2 separate regions of the Homo sapiens genome follow, and region 1 is linked to region 2. Evidence: read pairs that join two places in POLR2A ChIA-PET (ENCODE). Cell type or tissue: endothelial cell of umbilical vein. All regions are shown on one strand. Each heading gives the region's core, and the rest is flanking DNA. Links, peaks and the distances in the headings are about the cores only. Region 1 has its middle 69 kb from the start of PABIR2. Region 2 has its middle 15 kb from the start of PLAC1.

Region 1 (15,697 bases), core at 4,011-9,010, 54 kb after region 2:
TAGAGCTAATAATCAAGTTCAGCAAGGTTGCAGGATGCCAGAAAACACAACAATCAATTCTATGACTAAGCACTAACAATGGACAACTTGAAAATCAAATTAAGAAAACAATTCTATTTGCAATAAAATAATAAACTAATTAGAAATAAATTTAACAAATGAAGTGCAAAACTTGTACACTGAAAACTATAAAACACCATTGACAGAGAATAAAGAAGGCCTTAGTAAATGGAATGACATTTCTTGTTCATGGATTAGAAGACTTAATATTGCTAAGATGGCAGTACTCCCCCAATTGTTCTACGGATTCAGTGTAATCTCTAATAAAATCTCAGCTGGCTTTTTTTTTTTTTGGCAGAAATTGACATGTTGATCTTAAAATGTACACAGTAATGCAACAGACCCAGAGCTAAAAGTGTAACAACTAAAACTAAAACTCAGAAGAAAACATAAGTGTAAATCTTCCTGACCTTGGATTAGGTAAGAAATTCTTAGGATGATAGGACAACAAACACGCAAGTGACAAAGGAAAAAAAAGAGAGATAAATTGGACTATATGAAAATGAAACACTTTTATTTCTAGAGCACAGTGTCATAATCATAGCTTAATGCAGCCTTGACCTCCCGGGCTCAAGCCATCCTTCCACTTCAGCCACTTTAGTAGCTGGGACCACAGGAGTGTGCCACCACACCCAGCTGAATTTTTTTTATTTTTTGTAGAGATGGGCTCTCACTATGTTGCCCAAGCTGTTCTCAAACTCCTGGGCTCAAGTGATCCTCCTGCCTCAGCATCTCGAAGTGTTAGGATTACAGGCATAGGCCACTGTGCCTTCCTAGCATGAAGCACTTTTGTACTGCAAATTAAACCACCCAGAAAGTGAAAAGGCAACATGCAGAATGGGAGAAAATATTTGCAAGTCATATATCTGATAATGGACTTGTATCTAGAGTATCTAGAATTCTCACAACTAAACGATAAAAAGACAAATAACCTAATTAAAAATGGGCAAAGAATCTGAAGAGTCATTTCTCCAAAGAAGATATACAAATGGCCAATAAGTACACGAAAAGATGCTCAACATCATTAGCCATTAAGGAAAGGCATATCAAAACCACAAAGAGATACCTAGTGAAGACATCTATTAGGATGGCTATAATCAAAAAGACAGGCTGGGCATGGTGGCTCACGCCTATAATCCCAGCACTTTGGGAGGCTACAGCAGGAGGATCACTTGAGGCCAGGAGTTTGAGGCCAGCTTGGGCAACATAGAATGACCCCACCTCTGAAAAAAAAATTAAAAAATTAGCCAGTATGGTGGCACACACCTTGTAGTCCCAGCTACTCGGGAGGCTGAGGATTGCTTGAGCCTAGGATTTTGAGGCTACAGTGAGCTATGATCGCTGCCACTGCACTCCAGCCTTGGAAATAGAGTGAGAACTTGTCTCTTAAAAAAAAGACAGGCCGGGCATGGTGGATCACACCTGTAATCCCAGCACTTTGGGAGGCCAAGGCGGGTGGATCACAAGGTCAGAAGTTCAAGATGAGCTTGGCCAAGATGATGAAACCCCGTCTCTACTAAAAATACAAAAATTAGCCAGGCATGGTGGCATGCGCCTGTAATCCCAGCTACTCGGGAGGCTGAGGCAGGAGAATTGCTTGAACCTGGGAGGCAGAGGTTGCAGTGAGCCGAGATCATGCCACTGCACTCCAGCCTGGGTGACACAGCAAGACTCCGTCTCAAAAAAAATAAAAATAAAAATAAAAAAAGGCAGATAATAACAGGAAGTGTTGGCAAGGGTGTGGAAGAATTGGAACGCTCATACATTGCTGGTGAGAATGTAAAGTGGTGCAGCTACTTTGAGAATGTCTGGCATTTCCTCAAAAATTTATAAACATAAATTCCCATATGACCCAGTAAGAGAAACGAAAACATGTGCCCACCGAAAACCTTGTAAATCAATGTGTTCTTTTTATTATTTTAGAGATGAGATCTCTCTGTGTTACCCAGGCTGGGCTTGAACTCCTGGGCTCAAGTGACCCTCCTGCCTCAGTCTCCTGAGTAGCTGGGACTACAGGCACATGTCATTGCACTCGGCATAAATGAATGTCTATAGCATTGCTATTCACAGATAGCCAAAAGATGGAAACAACTCAGATGTCCATCAGCTGACAAATGGATAAAGAAAATTTGGTATATCCATACAATGGAATATTATTCAGGTATAAAAAGGAATGAAGCACTGATTCATGCTACAATGTGGATAAACCTTGAAAACATTCAGCAAAGTGAAATAAGCCAGACACAAAAGGCCACATATTACACGATTCCACTTACATGAAATGACCAGAATGGGCAAATCCAGAGGCCGAAAGATTAATGTTTGCCAGGAGTTGGGGCGAGGAGGAAATGGGGAGTGACTGCTAACATGTAATGAGTTTCTCTTTGGGGATGATGAAAATATTCTGGAATTGAATAGTAGTGATGGTTTTACAACTTTCTAAATATACTAAAACCACTTAATCATATAGTTTAAAGGTGTGCATTCTATGGTATATGAATTATATCTCAATAAAAAACGAAAAAGTTATTTTTGCAGGGAGATAACTGATTTTTGGTTTATAGCCCAGATGTTTATGGAATTACATGACAGTGCTATTATAAAACTTTTAAATTTTCTTCTTCTTACTTATGTAAACAAGTTTATTCAGCCCTTAAATATATTAAAAAATTAGAAATAGAATTGATGCTGAAAGGTGAGAGCATACAGTCCAAGCTACTCAGGAGGCTAAGGCAGGAGGACTGTTTGAGTCCAGGAGTTTGAGTCCAGCCTGGGCAACATAATGAGACTTTGTCTCAAAAAAAAAAAAAGACGTGATTCTGAATACTGTCTCTTTCTAGCAATAAGTATTATTTATCCTAGATACCTGAAAAGAAAGTCCCATTCATTTCATTAAGAGATATATTTAAATAAAAATTTCCTTTTCACAAGTAATAATTATTTTTAAAAAACTTTAAATATACTTGTTTTGATCACTGTGTATAATAATCATAATAATTCTAATAGTGCTTTATGGTAAAAATCAAGTATAAATCAATTTCAATTTATAAAGCATATTTTTGTTACAGAGAAGTCACATAGGGTGAGAATTTTAAGCCTTACCTTTTAGGTATAAAATTGTATTACTTTTTTTTTTTTTTTTTGAGACAAGGTCTCACTCTGCCACCCAGGCTGGAGTGCAGTGGCAGGATCATGGCTCAGCGCAGCCTCAACCTCTCAAGCTCAAGCGATCCTCCCAACTCAGCCTCTGAGTATCTGGGACAGTAGGCACGCACCACCACACCTGGCCGATTTTGTAAAATTTTTGTTTTGTAGATACGGGGCTCTCTCTATGTTGCCCAGAGTGGTCTTGACTCCTGGCCTCAAGCACTCCTCCTGCCTTAGCCTTTCAAAGTGCTGAGATTACAGACATGAGCCCCAGCTCCCAGCCAAGAATGTATTACCTTAAGATAAAATTATCTGAGGAAAGTGGACTAGAAATACAGATTCAAGGAGTAAAATGTTAAATGTTTAAAAAAGATCTTCATGTATTTTAAAATAAAATAATGGTGGGTAAAAATGACTTTGCTATTTAGATTCCATTGAATACCTTTAAAAGAGTGAAGTAATTGCATTTCAAATGCTGATATTTACAACAGATTGGAAATAAACATCTTTGCAACCATTTATGCTTATAATTTTAAAATTGCATGATGAAAGCGTTTAAGGGGACACAGTTATTAAAAGACCAGGGAGTGCTAAGAATGGCATAATATCACTTCTCTGATATTCCTCTCAAAAAACGTGTAACCTCAATCTAATCATGAAAAAAAAAAACATAAAACAAATCTAAATTGAGGGACATTTTACAAAGTAGCTGACCAGGATCTTAGAAAGTGTCAAAGCCACAAAAGACAAAGACTGAAGAACTGTCAAATTGAAGGAGGCTAATGAGACATGACAACGCAATGCCAGGTGGGATCCTAGATTGGCTTCTGGAACAGAAAAAATACATTAGTGGAAAGACCGGGAAAATGTGAATAAACTATGGTTTAGTCAATATTATTGTGCCATTGTTAATTTCCTAGTTTTGATCTGGAAACTGTGCTATGGTTAACTCAGTTAACATTAGAGAAAGCTGGATGAAGGGTGTTTAGGAACTATCTATCTGCACTGATTTTTTTTCCAAACTCCTCCACCAGTTCCCTCACTGCGTGCCAACATGATAAGGCCCTCAGAATCCTCTTGCATGAAATAGCGACAAGCCAGGTGCATTTTTCTTTCTGTGGGTCTGCATTGTGCACTGAGAGGATGCTCACATCTTCCTCAAGTGCACATGTTCAATTTCTTTTCTTTTTCAAAAGGGTGTTTTCCCTGATTACAAAAGCAATATAAACTTCTTAGAGAAATTCTGGAAAACAAAGATAACTACAAAAAAGAAATTAAAAATGCCTGCAATTGCACCACCACAATGAGTATGTTGGGCTATTTCCTCCCAGTCTTTTTCCATGCATATATACATGATTTATGGGTTTTTTCTTTTAATAAAAACAAAACTCGGCTGGGTGCAGTGGCTCATGCCTGTAATCCCAGCACTTTGGGAGGCCAAGGTGGGGGGATCATTTGAGCCCAGGAATTCGAGACCAGCCTGGGCAAGATGACGAAACCCCATCTCTACAAAAAAATACAAAAATTAGCTGGGCATGGTGGAGTGCACCTGTAGTCCCAGCTACTTGGGAGACAGGTGGGAGGATCGCTGGAGCCTGGAAGGCCGAGGCTGCAGTGAGCTGTGATCGTGCCACTGCATTCCAGCCTGGGCGACAGAGCGAGACCCTGTCTCAAAAAAAAAAAAAAATTCCCACTTTAATTGTAAACATCTCTCCACATCACACCATATTTTTACCTTTCTGAGCCCCAGTTTCCTCAGCTGAAAAATAGGATTATAAAGTTGTTGTGAGGATTAAGTAGATTAATATTTGTGAAGTTCTTAGAATAATACCTGGTCCGCAGTAAGCTCTTAATAAATGTAAGCTATTATCATGAATGTCACTGTCACCCAGATTCCTTCTGGATGACCAACCATTTTTATATGGCCTGTGGGTCTTAGTTTAGTGTCATGGCTGTTCCCTCACTTCCCGTCCCCTCCCCTTACCCCCTCTCTTCACTGGAGTTTAGAACTTGCCCCAGGTTATATAGTGGGAGAGCTAGGCTTCCAACCTAGGTGGTCTGTGTAGGGAAGTAGTTCTCCAGCTTGAGCACGCATTGCAGTCACCTGGAGAGCTTGTTAAAACACAGCTGACTGGGGCCTATCTCTAGTTTCTGATTCAGTAGGTCTAGAATGGGGCCCAAGAATTTGCATTTTTAACAAGTTCCCCGTGACACTGAGACTGCTGGTACCTGAACTACACTTTGAACATCACTGATATATAGATTCTGCACTCTTAACTGCCTTACTATACTATCTAGGTCATTCCCCTGTGAAATCCTTTGTTGACTCCCTCATAACCTTCAAGATAAAGCACAGATGCCTCCTTAAAACATGCAGGGCATGCCAGGCACAGTGGCTTACGCCTGTAATCCCAACACTTTGGGAGGCTCAGGTGGGCGGATCGATCACCTGAGGTCAGGAGTTCGAGACCATCCTGGCCAACATGGTGAAACCCTATCTCTACTAAAAATACAAAAATTAACCAGGTGTGGTGGCGGGTGCCTATAATCCCCACTACTTGGGAGGTTGAGGCAGGAGAATAGCTTGAACCCAGGAGGCAGAGGTTGCAGTGAGCTGAAATCATACCACTGCACTCCAGCCTGGGTGACAGAGTGAGACTGTCTCAAAAAACAAGCAAACAAAAACTTGCAGGGCATTTCATGATCTGGCTTTATTTAAATTTCTAATCTAATCTCCTTTGGAACCCTCCATACACCCTATGTCCATCCTCCAAAGCTATTTTTCCGTCTTAGAATGTATCAGAATATACCAGAAGCTCCTTCTGGCTTCTGTTCCTTCTCACTAGGATGTTTGCACCCTCACACACTCCTTTGGCCAATGATGCTTGACAAATTTATTGTGCTTTAAGGTTAGAGATTCATCTCAAGCATTACCTCCTGCTAGAAGCCTTATAAATTCTATTTCCTACCCCTACTCGAAGCTGGAGTGAGGGGTCTCCTTGCAGATCCAGCTCCCTGGCCTTCCCTCAGTCACACTTCTGCTCTCACACTACTGTAATTTTCTATACATTACTTTCCCTTATAATCGGGACCTGTTTTATTCATCTCAGTATTTCTAATGCCTGACACTTGGTACATAATTGTTGAATGAATGTATAAGGTTGATGCTTAAGGAATATTTCAAGAACAAAATAACAATATTAAAAACTTCCTGGCCGGGCGCTGTGGCTCACGCCTGTAATCCCAGCACTTTGGGAGGCCGAGGCGGCCGGATCATGAGGTCAGGAGATCGAGACCATCCTGGCCAACATGGTGAAACCCTGTCTCTACTAAAATACAGAAAATTATCTGGGCGTGGTGGCATGCGCCTGTAGTCCCAGCTACTCAGGAGGCTGAGGCAGGGGAATCACTTGAACCCAGAAGGTGGAGGTTACAGTGAGCCGAGATCACACCACTGCATTCCAGCCTTGCGACAGAGCAAGACTCTGTCTCAAAAAAAAAAAAAAAAAAAAAACTTCCTGGTGAAAATATGGAGTCAGGAAGGGCAAACTACCCGTTGCTCTAAGCCTGCCCCAGTGTCACAGAATTTATTGACCATATTTTATCCCATTACCTACCTCCCTTTCCCCCTTTCTCTCCCTCCTCTTTACCCCCATCCAGTGCTGGAGACACTCTGCCCATGCTCCTCAGGCTACCTTACCAGTCCTTCTGGCCCAGTCTCTGATTACCTCCCAATTTCCTAAGGCTTCCTCCTTTGCTCGGAGAGAGAGCCTCACATAGGCACCCCTGTCTCTGGTAACACCACAGGACCTAGACAACTCCGGTTAGCAGGGGTGTGCTCCCCCTCCCTCAAAAGTAGGGAGGCTTGCAAATAGAAGGAAAGGGCTAGTGGCATCTCTCTCAAGTGACATGGATTTCCATTCTCCTTCTGGATTGTGGCTTATTTCACTAAAAAGGGAGCCTTTAACGCCTCTTAGAAGAGTGGAATGCGTTCTTCTCTCATGCCATGTAAATCTCTCATTTTTTTCTCATTCTGACATAAAGGCAGATAATGAATGCTGATTTGCCTTGTAATTTATGAGTTATTTGAATAAAGGTTGCTCCATGAAGATCTAAGAGGCATCAAGACAAGCTTCATATTTATATCTTGCTTCTCTTAATGCCTGGCTTTAAGTTTCATCAAAAGAGTTGTGGGGCAGCCAAAGCAAACAGTAGGGGGAGTTATACTTTGCAAATTGTAGCTATGAGATAGGACTGGCCAACTCTGGTAGAAGTTCAAACAGAATATGTCACTAAACAAATAACTACTACAACAAGCAGCAACAACAACAAACGCTCAGGAGGACAGAGAATCTGATTTCCAGGATGCCACCTTATAATATTCAAAATGCCCAGTTTTCAACAAAAAATGTATGGGATCTGCAAAGAAATAGCCCATACAAAGGAAAAGAAAACAATCAATAGAAACTGTCCCTGAGGAAGGCCTGATGTTGGACTTTTTACACAAAGATTTAAATCAGCTATTTCAAATAGGTTCAAAGAGTGAAAGGAAACCATGTCTAAAGAACTAAAATATGAGAGTGATATCTCAATAAACAGAAAATATAAATAGAAATTATTTTAAAACAACCAAATAGAAATTTTTGAATTAAAAATATAATAACTAAAATGAAAAATTCACTAAAGATGTTCAATGGCGGATTTGAATGGGGAGAAGAAAGAATCAGCAAATTTGAAGATACTTATATTATCCAGCGTGAGAAACAGAAAGAAAAACGAATGAAGAAAAATGTCAGAGCCTCAGACACCTGTGGGACACCATCCAGCATAACAACGTACACTTAATGGGAGTTTCAGAAGGAGAGGAGAGGAAGAAAGGAGTATAAAGAATGTTTGAAGAAATAATAGGCAGAATCTCCCCAAATTTGATGAAAAACATTAACCTACACATCCAAAAAGCACCACCAACTCCAAGTAGGATAAACTCAAAAATGTCCATATCTAGATACATCGTAATCAAACTGTGACAAGCCAAAGGCAAAGAGAATCTCATAAGCAGCAAGAGGGAAGTGACTCATCACATACAAAAGACCCCCAATAAAATTAACAGTTGATTTCTCATCAGAAACCATGAAGACCAGAAGCCAGTGTGATGACATATTCAAAGTGCTGAAAGGCAAACAACTGTCAACCAAAAATTCTATCCCCAACCAAACTGTTGTTTAAAATAAAGGAGAAATGAAGGCATTCCCAGCTAGATAAAAAGTGAGAGTTTGTTGCTAGGATATCTTCACTACAAGAAATGATAAAGGGAATCTCTCAGGCTGAAATGACGGGACACCAGATAGTAGTTTGAATCCACAGGAAGAAAGAAAAGAACACCAGTAAATTTAATATTTAAAGGTAAATGTTAAAGATTTTAAGGTATTTTGTAACTCCCTTTTTTCCTATCTGATTGAAAAGACAATTGCATAAATCAATAATCATAAATCTATGTTGATGGGCACACAATGTATAAAGATGTAATTATGATGCACATTTTTATAGATGAGGAAACCGAGAAATGGGGAGGTAGTGTACCTTTCCCAACATCACACCTCAGTCAGGAGGCAGAGATGATATGCCTGTCTGATTGCAGAGCCCATAAGTTTAAACCCCTTGCTATGCTACTATGTAAGGAAGAGCCGTGGGCCTCTCCACGTGGCTGCTAGTTGGGCTGTTGGAGGAAACTCAAAACATCCTGCCTAAAAAGCTCCTTGAGAACAGTTCTTCCTTCATAGATTTCTCCTGTATTCCTCACAGTGTCCCCAGCACAATGCTAGGCACACAACAGACACTCAATAATTCCAGTTGAATTGAGTTTCTCTAAAGTGACCTACTTAGTTAAGGGACTTAAAAGAAGAGGTAGCTTTAGCAAGGAAATGATAAGACTAGATACCATTCATTAAGTGCTTCCCATTGTACCCGGCACACAGGCACTCTGCTAAGTGTTTATATGTATTCAAGTTATCTAGATCTACCCACCTAAGAACCCTGTGAATTATGTACTATACTTATCTTGTTTTATAGAACGAGAAAACTGAGGCACCACGCATTGAGTAACTTATGAAAAGTGCCACAGCTAGTAAGTAGCAGAGCTAGAACACGACCCCAGACAGTCTGACTCCAGAGCCCATGCACTTTCCATTTGACCGTGTCAGGGGCAGCTGAGACTTTTCCAGCTATAGTTTCCAAACGGGACTGACACTCAGAGCCAGGAGTATGATTTCAGGAGTGGCAGAAAGGTGCCTTCTCTCAATCTCTCTTTATTAATCCACCCACCTGCTGGCTGATGCCTGAAATTCCACTGTTGGGGTTCTTGTCCCCTGAAACAAAGGCCCAGAAAAGAGCATATGAGCCATTATGATATTCTTTCCATAGAGAAAGGTGTTTTCTGTTTCTTTTTCTTTCTTTCTATCTTTTTTTTTGTTTTGTTTTTCGAGACGGAGTTTCGCTCTTGTTCCCCAGGCTGGTGTGCAATGGCTTGATCTTGGCTCACTGCAACCTCCACCTCCCAGGTTCAAGTGATTCTCCTGCCTTAGCCTCCCAAGTAGCTGGGATTACAGGTGTGCACCACCACACCCGGCTAACTTTGTATTTTTAGTAGAGACGGGGTTTCACCATGTTGGCCAGGCTGGTCTCGAACTCCTGACCTCAAGTGATCCACTTGCCTCAGTCTCCCAAAGTGCTGGGATTACAGATGTGAGCCATCACACCTGGCCCCAGAGAGACAGTTTTGTTGTACACATGTGGACAGCACATGAAGATGCACTCTGATCCAGGGGTGAAAGCACAAGCACATGAGGACCTGAAGGCTCCATATGAGAGAAAGGTGTGAGCTTGCACACTGCAACAGACAAATGTTACCATTTTTGAGAGGGCCAGCCTTTGTCAAGAGAAAGTCATTGCTCTGGAAGCTCTTCTTCACAGCCAGCATTGAGTTTCTGAGAAGGAAAGTGTTTTATGTGAGAGTTTAGAGCAAGGTTTCCCAATGGGAGTGGGTGCTGAAATCCCTAGAGTTGTCTATTTACCACAGAATTCATTCATACTCAATAGCTATGAATAATTACTCAAGATGAATTCTTTTTTTTAAGAGATAGGGGTCTTGCTCTGTCACCCAGGCTGGAGCACAGTGATGCCATCATAGCTTACAGCAGCCTCAAAATCCTGGGCTCAAGCGATCCTCCCGCCTCAGCCTCCCAAGTAGCTAGGACTATAGTTGTGCGCCACTATGCCCAGCTAATTTTTTAAAAATTTTTTTGTAAAGATGGGGTCTCATTATGTTGCCCAGGCTGGTCTCAAATTCCTGGGCTCAGGCAATCCTCCTGCCTCGGCCTCCCAAAGTGCTGGGATTATAAGCATAAGCCACGGTGCCTGTCCCAAACTCCTCTGATTGTCAATACTGTTATTGCTTCCTGGGAAATAACTCCTGTCTGACTGTAAAGTAAGAGAAAGGGGGCGAGGAAAGGATGGAGCCGCCTCTTGGTATGGAAGTTGCAGCTGAAGGAAACGGCAATGGGGGAAGTGCTGTTGCCTGGGCCTGGCTCTGTCCTTGATGGCTGTGTGACCTACAGCAAGTCTTTCTGGCCCTTCCTCTCATCTCCCTCAGCTTCACTTGCCTTCTATATGTTGATGGTGCCCATACCTGTATCATCCTCCTAAAGCTCTCCTCTGAGTGACAGAGCTATTTTCCCACGTGAGGCTGAGAGCTCCTCCAGAGAACACTTATGAAAAGAAACATCCCTTAGTTTTACACATTTATCTATAAGAATATGAATATTCCTGCAGCCTGACTTCACAACCTATGCTCTGTGCTACATTGTTTTTAATTCCAGCACCACTACTTTAGAGCTGTGCAACCGAGATGAATATGCCCGAGCATCAGTTTGTATCTCTATAAAATGGGGATATAATTGTACCTACCTGTCACATGAATGCTTTTCACTGTGCCTGGCACATATTTAATGCTCAATATAAAATGCTCAACTTTTGAAGGTGAATAAATGAGCAATGGTTGGATTTGATTCCCAAATTCATGTTTTTGTCAATAGATTAGGTTCTTGCTCCATTTTTGAGACATTTAAATCAAATAATCAAATAAAAGTCCATTCAAGCATTAGCAACAGCCTTCTCATCTAGACTACAAGCTAGACTACCCTAGGGGCCTGCTCATGAACTTGCAAAAGTACTTGGCCTAGCTGGAACTTCATGAATGCTATCTAGCAATATCGTAGGCCTACTACTGCCGGGGTAGAGCAGAGAGATTGGCACCATCTGACTGGAGACTCAGTGTGGTCTATTTGGTGGGATTTCTGGGGCATTGGGAAGCTCTGCCCCTGTTTTCCCAATCACACCCTTCTGATTCCTGAAATTCCTAAAGTGTCTTCTGATAAGACTCAGTCCAAAAATATCTACACTATGAGTTCTTATCCCAGCACTATGGCCTCCATCCTTGGGAGCTTTTGCCTCCTTGAGACACCTGTCAATATACAAGTATAAAAAATTACCCGGGATTGATGGCAAACACCTGTAGTTCCAGCTACACGGAGGGCTGAGGTGGGAGGATCATTTCAGCCCAGGAGGTCGAGGCTGCAGTAAGCTGTGATTGCACCTGCAAGTCATGCCCCAGGATCTTACCAATGAACTCCCAACTTGTAGTTAATTCCTTAACAGGGCTTGACAGAGTGGGGGCACACAATGGCAACATGAACTAGAGGGATGCCTTCCATCAGTAAGGGGAGTTGTGCAGATGGAGGTGGGGGCTGGTGTGTACATCCTCTGACCCTACCTCACTGCATGCAGCCCTTGTGTCCCTTCCTCCAGATTTCCTAAAGCTCCAGACAGAAATTAAATCCAGCATCTGAGAAGCCCAAGATTAGGCCATCAAGTCATATCAATTTGAGCTAATGGGTGCAGAGGAGGCTGTTCTACATGATGGACCATTTTTCAAAGAGATACAGTTTTATGACTGCCCAGCCGGTACAGTAGCATAGAACTAATAGCTAACCAAGGGCTGCCAAGTTCCAGGCCTGCCAGATCTGTTTTAATCACAAGATAAGAACCATTCATAATTAATGCATTTGGTCTGTATGTGGGCTCTACTACACTCCTCGCCAACAGTTTGTTCCCTGGGTTGTGATGAGCATGTGCCCACGATGCTTACCCCATTTTTTAACAGGATCTCAAAAAAACCCCAATCTTTATGAAGCCCAGCCCCTGAAAAATGCTCTTAAATGCTGAGATAGGGCCATTCAAAGCAATGACTGAGGTTTGGCTGTTGCCAGGTTATCAAAAAGCACGACTGTGGGCGAGGAGAAACCTTGAGCTTTATTAGAATGAAACATCAGCCTCCTGAGTCAGGAACGGATCCTACCTTCCTTATCTGCAAGGAATATGTCCAATGTCCTTGCTAGGAATATGTACAACGTTACCCAAACATCAGCTGAACACATTGTTTTTGTGGGCATCAAGTGGAGAGTGGGAGGTAGTCAGAGAAGCCAGAGATGCAACTCTGTGGTTACTTAACCAGCTTGGAGTAAAAGACGTTCCCAGCAAGCTGGGAAGAGAGACGGCGAGGGGCCCACACCACTGCTTCCTAATACTGCTGGGAATAGACACCCACTGCTGTTTCCTCCCAGGAAAAGTGAATGAACAACAAGGATCCTGTGTGCCTTCTCCTGCCATGGTACACACACTCACACACCCCCTCATACACAAGTCCTTTGTTGAGCCCTGAGGCAGGAAATGGGAAATTCAAAAGGAAGAGCCTGAGAAACCATTTTATTTCATTTCAGGGGGCTTCTCACCATCCCTTGAAGGAGGCAGCCCCAAGTGATATAGACCAGAACCCCTCTCACAGAGTCTTAGTTCACATCCTAGATATAAAACAGAGAACTTCCGGGGCTTAGAAGTTTTGTCTGTTGGGGGAAATCTCTGCAGGCTCAAAAAGTAACCCAGGGTTGGCCTTATGGGTGTGGTGGATTTGTGTTTCAGTGAAGTGAACACAGAAAAGAGGTGAGTATATATGTACACACAGAAATCACAGGAAAAAACTCCAAAAACTCACTTGTGCTAAGTCTTGAGGGCCAGTCCAGCAGAAAGATACTTGCCTTTCTCCTTCAGACTTCGTTGTCAGTCTCGTTTTCTTTGTCCTGTGGAGTAGCGGGGAGATTTGGAGTTCATGAGGATGGACGCACAGGCAGTATGTGCCCCAAAGCCCTTGACCAGGCAGTAATGGGGGCCTCAGGAATAGCTAGGGCTGTTTCCTCAGAGAACTGGTCATGTGAAAGGACAAAGGCTTTGGATCCTCAAAGGGCAAGAGGATTCCAGATGGAGCAAAAGCTTAAAGGCAAATCTGAGCAGGGTGGGTTGGCAGGGGTGCTGGGGATGAGGATGAGGCCTGGTTTGAACAGAAGGCTCAAGGCTGGGAGCAGTGAGAGGTGAGAGGGAAAAAAACCAGATTGTACTTGTCAGATACTGCAGGCTGTTGGCATGAGAGCGTTCACTGCCCTTCCCTTAGAAAAAAAAAGATGTTTGCAGACCGATGTGATTTTATGAACTGCAAGCTTTAGGACCCTGTCTGTTTAGTGGCCTCACCTCTGGGGAATAAATCTCTTGTCTTCAAAGATCTGTAGGGGTCCTAGGAAACCTGATTGAAGTTCTTTCCTGGATGAAACACAGTAAACCAGGACAACTGTGCCTGATATCCCACAAGTAAAACAAGGAGGTCTGTGCCTAGCTGTGCCTTGTTTGGGAGGGGAACATTCTGGAGGGAGCCACAACTCCCATCTGCTGCTCAGCCAGCCCTCTCAAATGTGTTGTTAGGTTGAAGGTTTAGAATAAATCCTCCACGTGAGTTTTCTCCAAACTCCATCCAGGGCAAACTTCCACACTTAGCCTGTTGTCCTCAGTCCATTGGCAATGACCTAGGCCTGATCTCAGAGGCAAAGCCTGGCTGGTTTCGGGAGAACTATTAGCACTGGGAACGCATGGGGCCGGGGGGCTCCCCACAGCTCAGCAGACCCAGTGCTCCCTTTCTCTGCTCTTGGGACCTGCAGGAGTTAAAATGCAGGCTTAGTCCCCCACTCCACACCTGCAGAGAGGACAGCAAGCCTAATCTGCCCCCAATGGCTGGCATACAGGGGCCTTATTCACAATTCACTGTGTTTCAAGGCCTCTCACAGGCTGCTCTTCCATGGGCCTCTTTCTAATGACTTGCTACCGCGAACAGCCAGGCTGCTCTAATCTTGAAGATAGGTCTGAACCTCCCTCCCTCAGCACATTTTTAAGGAATGGCGTTCCCTCCCCTCTCTCTTTTTTTTATCATCATCAAAATATATTCACAAAACACCCACATCTCTGTCCATGCTATAAATCAGGGTGGGGAACCTCTGGCCCACAGCCCAGATCTGGCCCTCAGCTTGATTCATCTGGCATGTGGGGGATACTGTACTTACTGCCACAGCTGCAACCCAGAGAATAATGCCTCCCTCCCCACCACCTCCCACCCCCTGGACTGCTGGGGCCATCCCCTTCCAAATGGAGCCTCGAAAATAGCCAGACTCAGATGGGGGGTGGTGGCTCCTGTGGCTATTTCAGTTGCTATTAAACAGGAAATGGGACTACAAAGCCAAGGAGGTGATTTTCATAATGAGAAAAGTCACCATTCTGTGACCATTTTACTAATTTCCAGGACTGGGCTGAGAAAGCATATCACCTATATTTTCTTGTTTAACCTTCCCAACCCTTTCGCACTAAGAACTTTTGTTTTCATCTGGAGGGTAGGAAGCAGGGGCTCAGGAACCTGCCTAGTGCCACGGCTATAAGGAGCACAGCTGGGGATCAAATTCAGGCCCAGCTCACATCACAGCCTCTGTAACCAGTAGCAATCTCTGTAACCTTACTGGCTGCTGGATAACTTGGAGGTGCTTGCTCTTGCAATTTTTGTCTCATATCTTTTGCTTGTCTCTGCAGTATATGCAATAACCATGTGGTTGTTCTGCAGTGACTATAAATTCTACTCCACTTACTTGTGTGACAACCTCTGCTCTAAAGATTTGTTAAAAAAAAAAAGAAAGAAAAGAAAAAAGAACTGGAGAAAGAATTAGAGGGTCGAAATAGTGTTTAACAGACTACTTAGAATTTTAAAAGGCAGTAAAGCTCTTCTCAAGTCCAGAGCCCAAAAAATGGATTTGCCAGGAGGAGTTTATCACAAATATTCCCCTTTTCTATTTGCTGATATAGGTCATGGCTAGCAGGGAAGAGAGAGAGAAAGCAAGAAAGAGAGAGGAAGAGAGAGAGAGAGAGAGAGAAAACACCCTTTGGTCTTACTCAGCAAGACACCTCTTCAAACCCTCCCATGGTATCTCAACTGGTACAACTCCTCATCTCCTAAAAGACTGCCTTGGGATGGCATCTCTGGACAGGTGAGCTGAAGCCCAAAATTTATGCC
Region 2 (15,697 bases), core at 3,825-8,824:
CAAATACTGCCTTTTAGAGGAGTCTTCTGGGTGGTGGAAATGGGCCTTGTATCACCTCCTTCATCAGTCATTGGCTAGGGGCCACCTCAAGAACAGCATGACCTTGGCTCAAAAGCTGAGGCAGACCCTGAAGGAGCTAACAGCTGGAGACTGTCAAGTAACCACACTCCTTTCAGCTGGTCAACGGGTTCTTTCTTGACAGGGGATCTAAGCAGTGCATCTCTGTGTCTGCCATAGCAAGCAAACGCAGAATCGGGGACTCAAACCCAGGCTGTCTGGTATCAAAGCTCGTCTCCTTTGCACTCTGCCATTCTGCCTTCCCTAACTCAGGAAACCTTATAGTCAAGAGGTCAAGAATCTCCTGAAGGCACGAGTCAGGATCGTCAGTTGCTAGGTAGGGCCAAAGCTAGTGGGAGGTCATGTTCCCTTTCTGTCCTGGGCAGTCTGCTGCAACTGTGAGGTGCTCACTTCCCAGCAAAAGCAGGAAGGACGTGTCCAGAATAAGTCCATTGCCAACTTGCTGGGGGACTGCCCAAAGTGTGAAGCTGTGTGACCGGCAAAGAAGATGCAAGCAAGAGCATTTTTCCTTCGAGAAAAAAAAAATGAAACCAAACCTCTCTGATTTCTGAAATTCTGGGCTCTAACTATAGCTTAAACCGAGAGTGGGCAGTCTTAGGAGGGTGAACATGGGATGAACTTCCCAGCTAAGGGGAAAGGAGAAAAGACTTTTCTTAAACTCATGACGGCATGCTCAGAAAGAGGAATGGAGGTCTACACTGAAGCCTAACTTTCCAGAGAAAGGAAGGTTGGTTCTGCAAATACGTGTAACTTTTCCACATGATCTCCTTCCAGGTTGAGTCATTAGACCTAATGTTGGTGACCACCATTTCCCTGGGCAATGATCCTTTCTCTACTGAGTGGATGGAGGGATAAGAGGCTTCTGGGTGTGCTAGGCTGAGATATTGGGACTATTGTAGGCCCTCCATATCTGATCATTCTTTTCTGTCAGTTAAAAATGTTGTGGACCAGAAATAAACCCTCACGTTTATGGTCAATTTACTTTCAACAAGGGCATCAAGACAATTCAATAGGGGAAAGGATAGTCTTTTAAACAAATGGTGCTGGGACAACTGGATATCCACATGCAAAAGAATGGAACTGGACCTTTATCTTACACCATGTGCAAAAATTAAATAAAAGTATATCAAAGGTCAAAATGCAAGAGCCCAAACTATAAAGCTCTTAGAAATAAACATACGTGTAAATCTTAGATTTGACACCAAAAGCACAAGCAACCATGGAAAAAGTACATCTATTTTTTCTTTGATGAAATGGAGACTTCATGAAAATTAAAAGGCTTTCTGCTTCAAAGCACACAACCAAAAAAGTGAAGAGACCACCCATGGAATGAGAGAAAAATTTTGGAAATTACATATCTCATAAGAGACTTGTATCTAGATTACATGCAAAACACTTAAGACTCCATAAAGCAAAAAGACAAATAACCCAATTAAAAATGATCAAAGGATCTGAACAGACTGTCTTCCAAAGAAGATACATGAATGGCCAATGGAGCACATAAAAATATGCTCGACATCAATAATTAGGGTAATGCAATTCCAAGCTACAGTGAGGTACTACCTCACACCTATTAGGATGGCTGTAATAAAAAATACAATGCAAAATAACAACTGACGGTGAGAATGTGGAGAAATCAGAACCCTTATGCATTGCTGATGGGGTTGTAATATGCAGCTGCTTTGAAAAACAGTTTGGCAGTTCCTCAAAAAGTTAAACATGGACCAGGCACAGTGGCTCACACCTGTAATCCCAGCACTTTGAGAGGTCAAGGCAGTAAGATTACTTGAAGGCAGGAGTTTGAGATCCGCCTGGGCTATGCAGGGAGACCCCCATCTCTATAAAAAAAAAATTTTTTTAAATAGCTGGGTGTGGTGGTGCATGCCTGTAGTCCCAGCTACTCAGGAGGCTGAAGCAGAAGGACTCTGGAGACTAGGAGTTTGAGGCTGCAGTGAGCCAAGGCCCCACCACTGCACTCTAGCCTAAGTGACAGAACAAGACCTTGTCTCAAAAAAAAAAAAAAAGTTAACTGTGGAGTTACCCTATGATCCAGCAATTCCACTCCTAGGTACATACACATCCAGGAGAATTGAACATAGATCCACATAAACACTTGTACACGAATGTTCATAGCAGCAGTATTCTCAATAGCCATAAAGTGGAAACAACCCAAATGCCCATCAACAGACAAATGGATAAACAAAATGTGGTATAGTCATATTATTCAGCCATAAACAGGAATGAAGGACTAATGCATACTACAACATGGATGAACCTTGAAAACATGATGCTAAGTGAAAGAAGCCAGACACAAAGATCACATATACACGATTCCATTTATATGAGATATCCAGAATAGGCAAATCCATACAGACAGAAAGAGATTAGGAACTGCCAGAGGATGGAGTGGGGAGAGAATGGGAAGGACTGTTTAATGGGTACAGTTTCTTTCTGGAGTAATGACAATATTCTGGAACTAGTGATGATGGTTGCACAACTCTAAACCTAAAGTCACACATCTATGAAATGGTAGGGCTAAGATGTCAGTCCATTCAGTCTTACTCCAGCACCCACACCCAGAGTCACTCTGTCTAGAGTTGGATGCTCAGACTTATAATTCAGTATTCTGGATCCTGGGCATCATGTTCTAGTTTTATTTTTTTAAGGGATGTCTGCTTTTTTCCTCAAAAGGGCCTCTAAGGGCCCTGGGAAGGACTAGTGATGGGTCTAAATCCGGCCATAATGGCCAGCTCACACTTGTCTATAGGAATTCCACACAGGTGAAGCTTTCACACAAAGGTTTCAAGGCTGAAGACAGAAAATTCTAGGACCGGGAAAGACTTCCTTCTGGCCTCCCCAAATTTCCCTGAGATTGGGGCAGGATGGGCTAAGTGTGAACACTCCACACAAAGAGGAGCCAAGCCCTCTCCCACCCTACCCACCTCCCCCAGTGAGCAAGTACATTGTGGTCTTTAACCAAAACCAAATGAGAAGTAGTGGCTACACTGGGTGGCAACAGAGCAGGCAGGCCCAGCGAAAATGGGTCTGGCCTTTGAAAATGGCCTCCCAGAGGCTGCCTCCCAACGTGGGGCCTTCGGCATTGTTCTGGCCTTTGTGGTTCCTGGAAATCACCCACAGCAGGATCTGTTAGGCCTGAATACCCATCCACAAGGGCAGGAGGGAGAGGTGTGTGAGTTATTAGGGGTTACCTCTTTTTCTGGCCCATCCCATCTTTCCAGGATCTTCCCTATGGTCTTCCTAGTTTCATGTGGTTCAATTAAGTCCGCCCACATCTCTGGAGTGCCCACTCTGAGAATTCAGGGATGATTTGACTCACCTGCCCTCAAAGAGTTCACTTTCCAGTGGGATATATTTTGGAGCCAGAAAGCTTGGGTTCAAATCCTGATTTCATCATTCCCTAGCCGTGTGATGTTGGGCAAGTTACTTAACCTCTGAATTTCCCAGGGCCCTCATCAATAAAATCAAGATACTGATGTTAATATGTGTAAAGAAGGTAGAACAGTGACTTGCGCATTGTAAGCTGGAGATGGGTGTGAGCTCTTATTCTCTAGAGTGAGAAATGCTGTGGTTGGAGAAAACACAACACTTGGTGGGGGAGCACAGAGGAGAAGGCCAAACTCAGACAGACGGAATACAGGAAGGCTTTCCAAATGAGGTGATCCCGGAGGGGAGCCTTGCAGAATGGGTAGGAGTTAGGAGAGGGAAGCAGTGGGGAAAGAGCACTTGGGATGGGGAAAGGGGCATGAGCAGTGGTAGAGTGGCTGAGAACTGCCTGGTGTGAGCGGGATGCTGGGGCAGCTTGGTGTTTCTGGAGCTGGAGGTCCGCAGTAGCGGAAGACAAGGCTGAAGCGGGTGGTGGGCTTGGCGGTGGAGGGGCCGTACACAGCCCGGCTACTCTCCCCGAAGTCTCCTGTTTCTCCCTCTGAGTCAGGCCAGTCTGCTCTTGGCCATGGGGCTTGCCCTGGATCTCGAAAGAACCTTGGCTGGGGTTCACAGGAGGCTGCAACCATCTCCAGGAAATGCCGAGGTGATGAGGATGGCTCTGCATACGGCTAATGTAACTGTCACTCCAGTCTCCCCACCCCACCCCCACCCTGAGAAACACATTTTTGTCTCTGTCTCTGGAAAACATGTGTGCAAGCAAAGTTTGGCTGGGTGGCAGCTGAAACTTTTTTTTTTGACAACAGAAAGGCACCAACAATCTGGCTCTTGCTACCTGGGAGCTCCCAGCCCAGCCTTCTATGTTCACCTGAAAAGCCCAACACCCCTGGGTGGTCCCATGCCACCCTGGGGACTGTCCTCCATGCATCTGTTTCCTGCTGACCTTACAGCAGAAATCCAGCAGGCAAAGGGACCCAACTGCCTCATGCCTGAGGAATGCCTCCCAAGCCCCCTCCCACCTCCTGCCTCCTAGCTTCCAGAACTCAACAGCTTGCCTCTTGTGGGTCAATGTTTGCAGAAAATGTTTGCAGACTTCATATCATGCCATTTCCAGGAATAATTAGCAGTCAGGCAGTCAGTCTCTCATTCAGGTCTGGTGAACTAAAACCTCAAGAATGTGGAGCTGGGTGGGGGTGGGAATGGGAGTGGGTGAGGTTTGGGGTGCTTGCCCATCTTGCCAGCCTGCCTAGCTGGCTGAGTTCACAAGCCACTGGATCCCAGTCCCTGAGCACACCACCAAGGAACCTGCTCTGACTGGCCTCCATGGAACACAGAATGACTGGTCATTTTGTTGTCCCATGAATGCCAAGTCACAGTGTAGCCTCCAGCCCTGCCATGCAAATAAGACAAGGAGATGCCTTAGCTCATGCAACTCATACCAAGAGCAAGCAGTCACGGGCACCTTTGCCAATCATGACCCATTGCCTTGAGGATTTGGTCTCTGCAAACTCCCTTCCCCCATTCTAACCTAACAAAGACCCTGCAGGTTTCAAGTTCCCAGCCCCAATTCAACCATATGGTGAGCAGTTGGGGATCTTTCTGAGAAGGCTGTTATCTGTAACATGCTTGGGAGTTCCTTGCATTATTTTACTGAGCCAAAGCATAATGTGATTGCCTTGCTTCTTCATTTGTTAAAAAAATTTTTAACCCCATGAGGTGAAACTCCTATGACATCTTGGGTGTCAGGCCTTCAACTTTTGGCTAAGACCAAGTTTCTCTCTGTGATAGCCCAGTGTTATAAGTTTTATAAACAGACCCCTGAGTAAATGCAAAGGACTTTCTGTCCTCCTAAATCACAAACTAGATCAATAGACTGGCATGACAGAGTATTTTTAGCAAAATAATATTTAACAGAAATAAATGTAAAATGTTATAATTTGGTCCAAAAAAATCAATTGCACTAATATAAAACAGGAGAAAACTGACCTAATGGTAAAACATGTTTAAAAGTGGGGAACAGGGGGGAAGGCTTAGGAGTGTCTGTTGACAGTCAGGTCACTGTAAGTCAATGTATGATGCGACCAGTTGTATTAGTCCGTTTTCACACTGCTATAAACAACTACCTAAGACTGGGTAATTTATGAAGAAAAGGGGTTTAATTGACTCATAGTTCCACAGGCTTAACAGGAAGCATGACTGGGAGGCCTCAGGAAACGTACAGTCATGGCGGAAGGTGAAGAGGAAGCAAGCACGTCTTACCATGGTAGAACAGGAGAGAGAGAGAGAGAGAGAGAGAGCAACAGGGAAAGTGCCACACACTTTTAAACCATCAGACCTCGTGAGAACTCACTCAGTATCAGGACAACAGCAAGGGAGAAATCCACCTCGTGATCCAATCACCTCCAACTAGGACCCTCTTCCAATCTGACACGAGATTTGGACAGAGACACAAATCCAAACCATATCACCAGTGAAACAAAAAGCAAAAATTGTTGTAAGTTGCATTCATAAGAGTCTAGTCTTCGGAATAAAGGAGTTCTGCCCTGACCTCATAAATCAAGCAAAACCCTCCCAAGTCATTGGGTTACATTTTGGGCACCACAAACCCATGGGCAAAGGCATACAGAGTGATAGAGCTGGGTGGAGAAAGTTCTGTTCCTTTATTATCTATCTCCTCACTAGAATGGAAACCCCAGGAGGGCAGGGAACCCATTTGTTTCATCCACTGCTGTATCCCCAGTACAAAGTACACTGCCTGTCATATAGTATAAGCTCAATAAATGAAACTGAGAGCCTGAATAAATGAAAAAAAATCCTTTTCAGAGCCATTCAAGAGTGTGAAACCATCTCTGGTGGTGACGACCCTACTATTGGAATAGTCCAAGGAGAGGAAGTATAGCTATTTGGTGTGGGAACTGTACAGGGGATTCCAGGATCATTAGATAACCTCGCAGGGTCCCCTGACAAATTCCAAGGGCTTATCATAACATCCTTTGTGGGGAATGCAGGGGCTGACGGGGTATCTCTGGGTGGTCCCAATACCCTAGCTAGCTGTGTGCTCAGAAGTCCATGAAGCCTGAGTTCTCTTGTGTACTTCCTTGTATACTCTCTCTTGCTCTCTCTTCCCTTCTATTTTGACGTTAAGTAGTGTCTCTGGAGCATCCTGTGGTAGCTGTACTAAAATCAGGCAATACTCAGTTATCTTCCTCTTTGATGGTAATGTTGGTGCTACTAATCTAATTAGCTGCTTGGAGGTACATCCCCACTCTCTGAAGAAAAATACCCTTGATCAATATGAACCTCAATAAGAACTGATGATTCTGATGAAACAGAGCAAAGGATTCTTTCATAAGTCATAAATGTTACCCCAAAAGGGGGCTCCATTTGAAAAAAAATCCACAATATACTATTGAACAAGTTAGGGGCTGATTATTTACTATACATAAGTTGCTGCACTAACAATGCCCTGTAATAGGCAACCGGCTGGTGGGTGAGAAGATTTCAGAATGGATCTGGTGTTTTTCCTCCTTATTGAATGTACTTCTAGGCACCTCCATAAATCCTGTCATTTCAGAGACTCCTTCAGCTATATACTATTAGAGGCAAACTCAAGACTTACTGAGTACTTTGTCAAGGCTCAAACTCCTTATGTAAGTCACAAAAATATGGATTTTCCCCCTCTGTGTCTGCTTAAACTGTAATAGCCATTTTGGAGAATCCAGTAAGTGCTAACAGGGGAAAAGGTGAGAAAGAGAGAAACATCTCAGGCTTGTGAACTTGCTGAAATTAAACTGGGTGAGCCTCTGCAGGCTAAAGTATTTTTAAAATGAAAGAAAAAGAGAAAGGAAAGAAGGAAGACAGGGGAGGAGAGAAGGAAGAAGAGGAAAGAGGGAGGGAGGAGAAGGAAAGGAAAGAATGGAGGAAAGGAGAGAGGGAGGGAAGGAGGGAGGGAGGAATGGAGGAAGGGAAGAAGGAAGGAAGGAGGGAGAGAAGGAAGGAAGGAGGGAAGGGGAAGGGAAGGGAAGGAGGGAGGGAGGAAGGAAGGAAGAGACAGAAGGGAGAGAGAGGGGAGACAGGGAAAAGGGAAATTTGAGTGTATTTGTGTGACAGGATGTGAGGAAGAAAATGGCCCATCATTCTGTGGCCATTTCTTTTCAGCCTAGAAACTCTGTCATGTGAAAGTCTCATCATAGTCTCAATTTTTTTTTTTTTAATAAATGGAGAGGTTTAGTAGACCAAATGATTCCAAATGAAAAGTGGCCATAGGATGCAGAGACCACCCCAGTCCCCAAGCCCTGTGGCCTAATAAGGCTGTTTCAGATTGCTGCCTCCCTCACAGAGAGATGGAATTTGTTGATAGTGAGTGTCAAACACTGGAGAGATTTGTGGATGGTTAGGCTGACACTGTCTTTTGATCTCCATCTGTTGAGGGAGGAAAGGGGCTGGCCTTGCTTTCCAACATAACTTAATCCCAGAATGAGAGCCCAAAAAGCTTCCAACAACCTGACCTAGGTACTGCCAGCCATTTTTCAAATGTCCCTCACTTGCCTTCACTCTTCTGTTCATGAGAAGAAATGTGGCTATAATCTTGTGTGGGGCTGGGTAGGACCGTTCACACGGTCTTTATCTATCCTGCAGATGAAAGGAAAAATGTTCAACAGATGGATATTTCTAAAGCCTACCACCCTTTGCTTTTTTGAAGCTACACATCTGTTGGGTATGATCACAATTCCCTACGGAGTGAAACACAAGATGGCCTACTTGAACACCAAAATCTTGGCCCAACAGCCCACTTGGGAGCCATTTAGGATATGGCCCTTTTATGACACTTCACAAGTTGAATGGTAAAGGAAGATACCAAGGTTGCCCAAATTAGCTGATATCATGGATCTTCTTCAGAAATTCTAGATTCAGGATGACATGTTGAGGAAAAATATTCCAAGCACTGAATCTTAAAACTCATTTTCTCAGCCTTATGCCTCAAATTCTCTTGGGAATCCTGAAACAGACCTGTGGAGACACTCTTAATCTTTGCAATGCCAAGAGAGCCTCCAGCCAAAAGGTCACTCAGGAATGAAATGGAAGGGTTGGGGTAAGGGCAGGGATGTTTCTATGTCTTCAGTAGATCCAAATAAGAAAAGTTCACACAGGCAATAAAAGAAGGCCAAAGTGAGAAAGGACCCAGGACAAAATAAACCTGGTTCCTACAGCATTCAACCCATACATAACCTCAATCACATGCACTGTGACCCACAAGCATCTGTGGTGCACAGACGTAGGTAATTTAGAACTGTAGAAAACAAACATCAACAGCCTCTCAAACAGTGGTTGGCTGGGTCCTCCACTTTCCTATGGGCTATGTTGGTTTCATGTAGATGTGGCCCAAGATAGACCACACTAACTGCTTTGGTACTTCCAGGATGTGGAAGAAACTATTTTGGAGTATTCAAGGAAAACTTGAAATGGGTTCTCATTGGTTTCTCACTCCTTCCTCTTCCTGTCTTTACAGCTGGCAATACAGATCAGACCCAATCTTTCAGCAGAACAGGGAAGAAAGAACTCGGCCTAAGCTCTGCTTTCACAAAAAGAACACAGGACAGGAGTTTGGGAAGAGAAAACTCATTGAGAAAACACTCGTTCTTTATTCTCTTCAATTCTTAGCTGAGGCTCTTTGGACAAATGTAACCTTTGGGACCTCAGTTGTCCTAATCATAGTATGTGGTGAACAAGAACAGTGATCCATGTGAGGCAGGGGAGCTCAATCAGTCGTCACTTAATGCATCGAACTCTGGAGTCTAGGATCAGTGGGCTTTGTTCTGAGCCCATAGACAGCCTCATTGTCTCTGAACTCTGCTAAAGGCTGAGTTGGCTCATAATTAAGAAGAAAAAGTAAGCTATTACACCTGGGCAGAGCCTAAACCTGTCGTCAGGCCTCTTGCTCCTTTTCTGTGCTAGTATTCTAGACCAGGTAAGTCCAAGACAGAAGTTGGTGAGATTGCTTTGTCCCCCCACAGGCCTCCCCAAACATCTCTAACCACGTGACCTGGATAGAAATAAAGTGGCCTGGCCGGGCGTGGTGGCTCACGCCTGTAATCCCAGCATTTCGGGAGGCCGAGGCGGGTGGATCACCTGAGGTCGGGAGTTCAAGACCAGCCTGACCAACATGGAGAAATCCCGTCTCTGCTAAAAATACAAAATTAGCCGGGCCTGGTGGTGCATGCCTGTAATCCCAGCTACTCGGGAGGCTAAGGCAGGAGAATCGCTTGAATCCAGGAGGCAGAGTTTGTGGTGAGCCAAGTTTGTGCCATTGCACTCCAGCCCGGGCAACAAGAGCGAAACTCCATCTCAAAAAAAAAAAAAAAGAAAGTGGCCTTTTTTCCCTCCTGCCATTTATGTCCCCAAAGGATGGAGGCAGAGTTAGAACTCATGGTGTGGGCAACCAATACAGAAAATCTGAGCTCTTGAGATCCATTTTGAAGCAGAGATGAAGAGTCTGAATTCCCAGATGGACCAGGTCACAACACCATTGCTCAACCCTCTGCTGTTCTGAGCGAGGCTAGAGTAGCCCTCTTTCCGTCTCCCCAAAAGGTAGAATACGGGCTCGCAGAGGCAGGAGCAAGAGGGGAGGCTAGAACAAAGGAGTCTTTCTTTAGCAGAGTGACCTTCCATAAGTCACTTAACCCTTCCATGCCCCTTGCTGTCATGTGACTCAAGTCATAATTTATTGGTTAGAAACGTTCAGTTGCTCAATGAAAAGTAATGGAAAAAGGGTGAACTCGTACAGTCATTCTACTAAGGAAACTTTGTCTATTCAATGTTAGGTTACAGAGTGGCCTTTATTTTAATTAAAAAGCATCTGGAAATTGAAAAGCCTGTTTGGCCCGGGGCCTCATTGGAGAGTAACTGAGGCATGTCATCTGGCTGGGCCATCCCCTGGTTCTCTCAGTGGGGGCTGGCGGGAATAGGGGAGTGGAGGCTGCCTGCCGAGGCCTGGTGCACTTTTTGTGACCGGAGCAGATAAGCTCCGCCGCACATACTGCTCCCTCCGCTGACATTATGGGGGCTTCTCTTACACCTCCATCCTCAACTAGGCCAGCAGCAGCAGGCTTCGTCGCCCGTGGCTTTGCTAACTGTCTCCTGAGGGAAGAGGGTCTCCCACTTTAAGCTTGTATTGTCCCAGAGATGATAAGAGATCCCAATACCAGGATGTGTTCCTGCATTCCCTGACAACCAGTGCTGACAGCAAAAACATTTCTAGACAACTTCTTGTGACTTAACTTTTATGTAGGCAGCATACTCCCCGGCCCTGCCCTTTACAGAGCACAGAATGACTGGACAGAATGGAATGCTCATCAGATGGAAAGACGCAAAACCTATCTCATTTCTGATTGTGGCTTTAATCAGGTCCATTGTCTAGTCTGGGTCTCAGTGTCCTTATTGGAGCCAATTTTATGTATGGGTCCCAAACAGCACTGATCACAGAACTTCTTGTGCAGAGTCAGCACAGAGTAGTGGTTAAGAGGACATACTGACTGGGTTTGAATTCTGACTCTACTACTTCCTGCCTGGGTGGCCTTGGGCAAAGTTACTAAATGTCCCTGTGCCTTCGTTTCCTTGGCAGTAAAACTGTAATACTAAAATTACTATTAAAAGGATAAAATGAGTTAATATATGTAAAATACTTAGAATAGTAGCAGTAAGTGCTACATAAGTGTTTGTTACAAACTGAACTTGTTCAAAATGTAGATTTGTGGGCCCGCCCCAGGAGATTTTGATGCAGTAGGCTTGGAAGGGGCCCTGGAAATATGGATTGTTTTAAAAGCCCTCTGGGTGATTCCGACGTCCACTCGCTGGATAGTCCTTAAGCTCCTGTCCAGTTGTGCACTGGGAGAGAGGTTCATTCACTCAACAGATATTAACTGAGGGGCTACTGTGTGCCAGGCACTGTACTAGCTGCTGAGGTCATAGCAGCAAACAAGTCAGACATGAGCCCTGATTCAGGAAGCTTACCTTCTAGTAAGAAAAGACAAGTAGTAAATAAGCCACCATATAAACACATAATAAATCAAACAAATACCTGATATAATTTCAGAGAGTAATACATGCTCTGAAGAAAATAAAAGAAAACAGGGTGACAATCAGGATCCTACTTTCATGAGGGTAATCAGGGAGGCCTCCTGGAGGAGGTGACAGCCGCTGGAAAAAACCATATTACCACCTAGAGGAACAGCTGGTGCAAAGTCCTTGAGGTAGGAACAAACTGGAAGGGTTTAAGGAAAGAAGGCCAGAGTGGCTGGAACGTAGTGAGTAAGGAGAGTGGTAGGGAATGGGGCTGCAGGATAGGTGAGAGTCACATAATGGCGGCCATGGCAGAGTGTTTGGATTTTATTTTAAGTGCACTGGAAAACCATCGCAGGTTTTAAGCCCGGGGGGTGACATGTTCTGACTTATGCTTTAAAAAGTTCGATTTGGCTCTTGTGTCACAAATAGACTGAGGAGGCAAGGGTTGAAGCAGGGAGACCAGTTGGGAGGCTATCATAGTGGACCAGGCAAGAGATAACAGTGGCTAAGACTGAGGGGTAGTGATGGAGGTGATGAGAAATGGTCAAATTCTGGATATATTTTGAATATGAAGCTGAGAGGATTTTTCCAGTGGATTAGATGTGGGGGATAAGGGTAAGAGAGAAATCGGGAATGACTCCTTGAGCAAGGGGATGGATGGAGACAGTGCCTCTCCCTTTCCACAAGCTCGTCTCACTGCCTATACACTTGCCCTGCTGCTATGCCTCCTTCTCCACATCACAGCCAGGCTGATATTTTGAAAATGCAAATCAGGTCATGTCACTCCCCTCATCTGTAGACTCGGTCTAATGGTTTCTTATCACACTTGGAATAAAACCAAAGTTCTTTCCATGGCCCACAACACCCTGCGTGCTCTGGTTCCTACCAACCTCTCCAAACTCATTTCCTGCCACTCTTCTGGTCACTGTCTGTGCAACACCCACTCTGGCCTCCTTGCTTTTTCTCAAACATGTCAAGAATAATCCTTTCTAAAGACCTTTGCACTTTCTGTTCCCTCTGCCTCTAACACCTTTCCCTGACCTTCCCATGTCTGGTTCCAGTGCTTCGGTTCTCTACCTGAACATCACCTCTTCCAAGAGGATTTCCCTGAGCGCCCTATCAAAAGTAGCATACCCCATCATTTTCTATCTTCTTACCCTGTTTTCTTTTTCTCTCTAGCACTTATCACTACCTGACATTCTATATTATATAGTTATCCATTTATTGTCTATCTATCTTCTAACAGTATAATGTAATTTCCACGAGATCAAGGACTTTGCTTTGTTCCCCACTGTATCCCCAGCATCTATAACATTCCTGGTGCATAGTAGGAGTGGTGGGTTGAATGATGGCCCCTAAAAAGATACATCTGTGTCCTAACCGCAGGAACCTGTGAACATGACTTTTTTGGAAGAAGGATTTTTGCAGATGTAATTAAGGATCTCAAGATGAAGTCATTGTGGATTATATAGGTGGCCTCTAAGTCAAATGATGAGTGTCCTTATAAAAGACAGAGGAGAACCACAGGGAGAGAAGAGGAAAAGACCATGTGATGACCAATGCAGAGATCAGAGTGATGCAGCCACAAGCCAAGGAGTACCTGGAGCCAGCAGAAGTTGGAAGAGGCAAGGAAAGATTCTCCCCTAGAATCTTTGGAGGAGGCAAGGCCTTGCTGACACCTTGATTTGGGACTTCTGGCTTCCAGAACTATGAAAGAAAACATTTTCTGTAGTTTAGACCACACCAAGTTTGTGGTAGTTTGTAACAGCAGCCACAGGAAATGAATACACTAGGTGTGCAATATTGTCTAATGCAAGAATGAATGAATGAAGGCAAGAATGAGTTGGAGAAAGGGTAGGCTCAAGAATCAGGAGTTCGGTATTGTCTGAGATGCCTATAACATGTGCAAGAGGGATGTCGAGTAGGCCGTGGATATATAAGACAGGAGTGGGCTGGAGAGGTCAAGTCTAGAGCTCCACATCTGGAAGCCATCAGCCACGGGGTTGGATGATATCACCATTGGAGACAATATAGTGGAGAAGAGTGCTGAAAAGAACTCTGAGGAGCAAGCTACATTTACAGTGCTGCTCCTATTCAGCTGTGCTCTCAACATGAAGTTCTGCCACCCCACCTTACCCCTAGAGCAGACATTTGGCAATGTCTGAAGACATTTTTCGTTGTCACACAACTGAGCAAGCAGGCCAGGGATGCTGCTACACATTCTACAGTGCAATGTGTGGTAATAATTTGTAATGATCTGGCTCAAAATGTCAATAGTGCTAAAGTTGAGAAACCCTGGTGTACAGAGACTAGCTTAAGTCTCCTAGATTCATGGAGTTTGTTTTTGAATCTGTTCTATACTGCACACATTTTGTTTCTCAACTCTTATTCATAAAAGAAGCAGTAAAAAGATCAAGAGGTAGAACTGTCCACCACTAGTTTATTGTGTGACCTTCAGAGATTCACTTCCTTTTTTGGAGTTTCTGGGTCCGTTTGGTGTTGGCGGGTGAAGGTGAGCAAGAGGGTGATTGAATTAGCTGCTCTCTGAGCTTAGAGTTTATGTCTCTGTTCTTTCCGCCATGGAGTGGTATATTCCCACTTGATCAAGCCACTGAGCAGAGTTTTCAGGCAAAGAGCAGAGTGCAAACTGCTTCCTAGGCAGAGACTGAATTTTGTAGGACAGCTCCAGTTTCAAACATGCTACCACCCTGAATCTTCAGAAGGACATGGGTACTCTTGTGTCCCAATATTGCAATTTGGACATTTTTCTCCTAACACTCACAGAGCACCAACTAAGAGCCAGGCACTGTTCTAAGCATCCCTTTGTTTAATTGTCACAACGACCCTAAGAAGTAGTATCATTATTATTCCCTTTTACAGATGAGGAAACTAAGGATCAGAGGTTAAGTGACCTGGCTAAAGTCATGCAGCCAGCGCATGACAGAGCTAAGACTAAGACCCAGGTATCCCTGATGCCAGAGCACACCATCATAGCTACTCTATCACACTGGCTGTCACATCACATGCCAGCGTGCCCTGGAGCTGTTAAGCAGTGAATAGAGGGAAAAGAAGAGGGTCCTGCCTGAAATACTGGCCATTTCTTTGCCTTTGAAAGGGCTTCTGTATGAGCAAGTATTCCTAAACTAAACTGAACTAAACTAAACTGAACTAAACTAAACTAAACTAAACTAAACTAAACTAAACTAAACTAAACTAAACTAAACTAAACACCTTCCTTCCCTGATCCCTTCGTCACTTGTGTGTAGCCTCTTGAGAACATTACCCAGCTAAGGGTTTGGAAAATCAGTTCTATATGTGGTGCATTCGCTGCAATTCTAGGCTTTTCATTTGGGTGCCTTAATTAAGGCCAATATTCAAGTGTCTGTGCACTGCACTTTTAATTAGAGCAGGGCAGACATGGTAGTGCTGGGGCCATTTGAGAAGGCACTGTACTTTCTCAAGCATCCTGGCCATATCCTCTCTTCCTGAAGTCAGGAAGAATGAAGCCTAATAGATAGAAAATTGCAAAGGACCCAAGTGCCCAGAGAACAACTGCTTCATTGTACAGGTGAGTCCAGTGAATTTCAAGGGGCTAAGACTTGACCAGAATCATACCGGCAGATTGGGGGCAGAATTGCAATCAGGCTCATGTGACCAGGCCAGGAAGATTCTGCATGACCAAGGTGCTCATCAGAGAAGGGGCCTCATCTGTCTTCTCAGGGCCTAAAATTGTAATAGCTGCTCTTTTGTTAGGGCATCGTGGTTTTCACAGGGCCCCTGGGAAACTGGAAATCATTTTACCTACCCATATTAATTAGTGGCCCTTAACAGAGTTAAATGAATAAACTACAGTCCCCAAGCTGTCACATACTGTGTATGATGAGATTTAAATGAGTGGTAAACACTTTGGTCGTTAAGAGGAGGGGGTCCTCCTGGGAAGTCATCACTAAGGAAATGAGGCTGCCTTGAAGGATAATGTGAGAGAAGTGGAGATGCTATTTCAAGCAGTGGGGGATAGACTGAGCTACAGTGTAGAAGTGAAATGGCATTATATACACAGTCACGACATGCACACACACACAGATACATACATGTGCACATACACATTCCTTAATTGAAGATAACAACTATTTATTAAAAAGCTATGCTGTGCCAG

Evidence for each region. Peaks named below come from ENCODE experiments on the same cell type or tissue, not always from the same donor. Only the 100,000 strongest peaks of a DNase experiment are listed, where the experiment ranks them.
Region 1: POLR2A ChIA-PET joins it to region 2 with 5 read pairs; 2 of 35 experiments call an interaction of 5 or more read pairs at or near these places.

What each region holds. Positions count from the first base shown.
Region 1 is chrX:134,720,123-134,735,819 of GRCh38, forward strand. It overlaps a transcript of PLAC1 not described here. Among named protein-coding and RNA genes, the nearest start is that of PABIR2, 69 kb to the right of the region's middle. In endothelial cell of umbilical vein, for the core only: no CTCF peak of the experiment used is centred there; no DNase peak of the experiment used is centred there.
Region 2 is chrX:134,665,839-134,681,535 of GRCh38, forward strand. It overlaps a transcript of PLAC1 not described here. Among named protein-coding and RNA genes, the nearest start is that of PLAC1, 15 kb to the left of the region's middle. In endothelial cell of umbilical vein, for the core only: no CTCF peak of the experiment used is centred there; a DNase peak (open chromatin) is centred at 5,703; H3K27ac peaks cover 2,747 bases.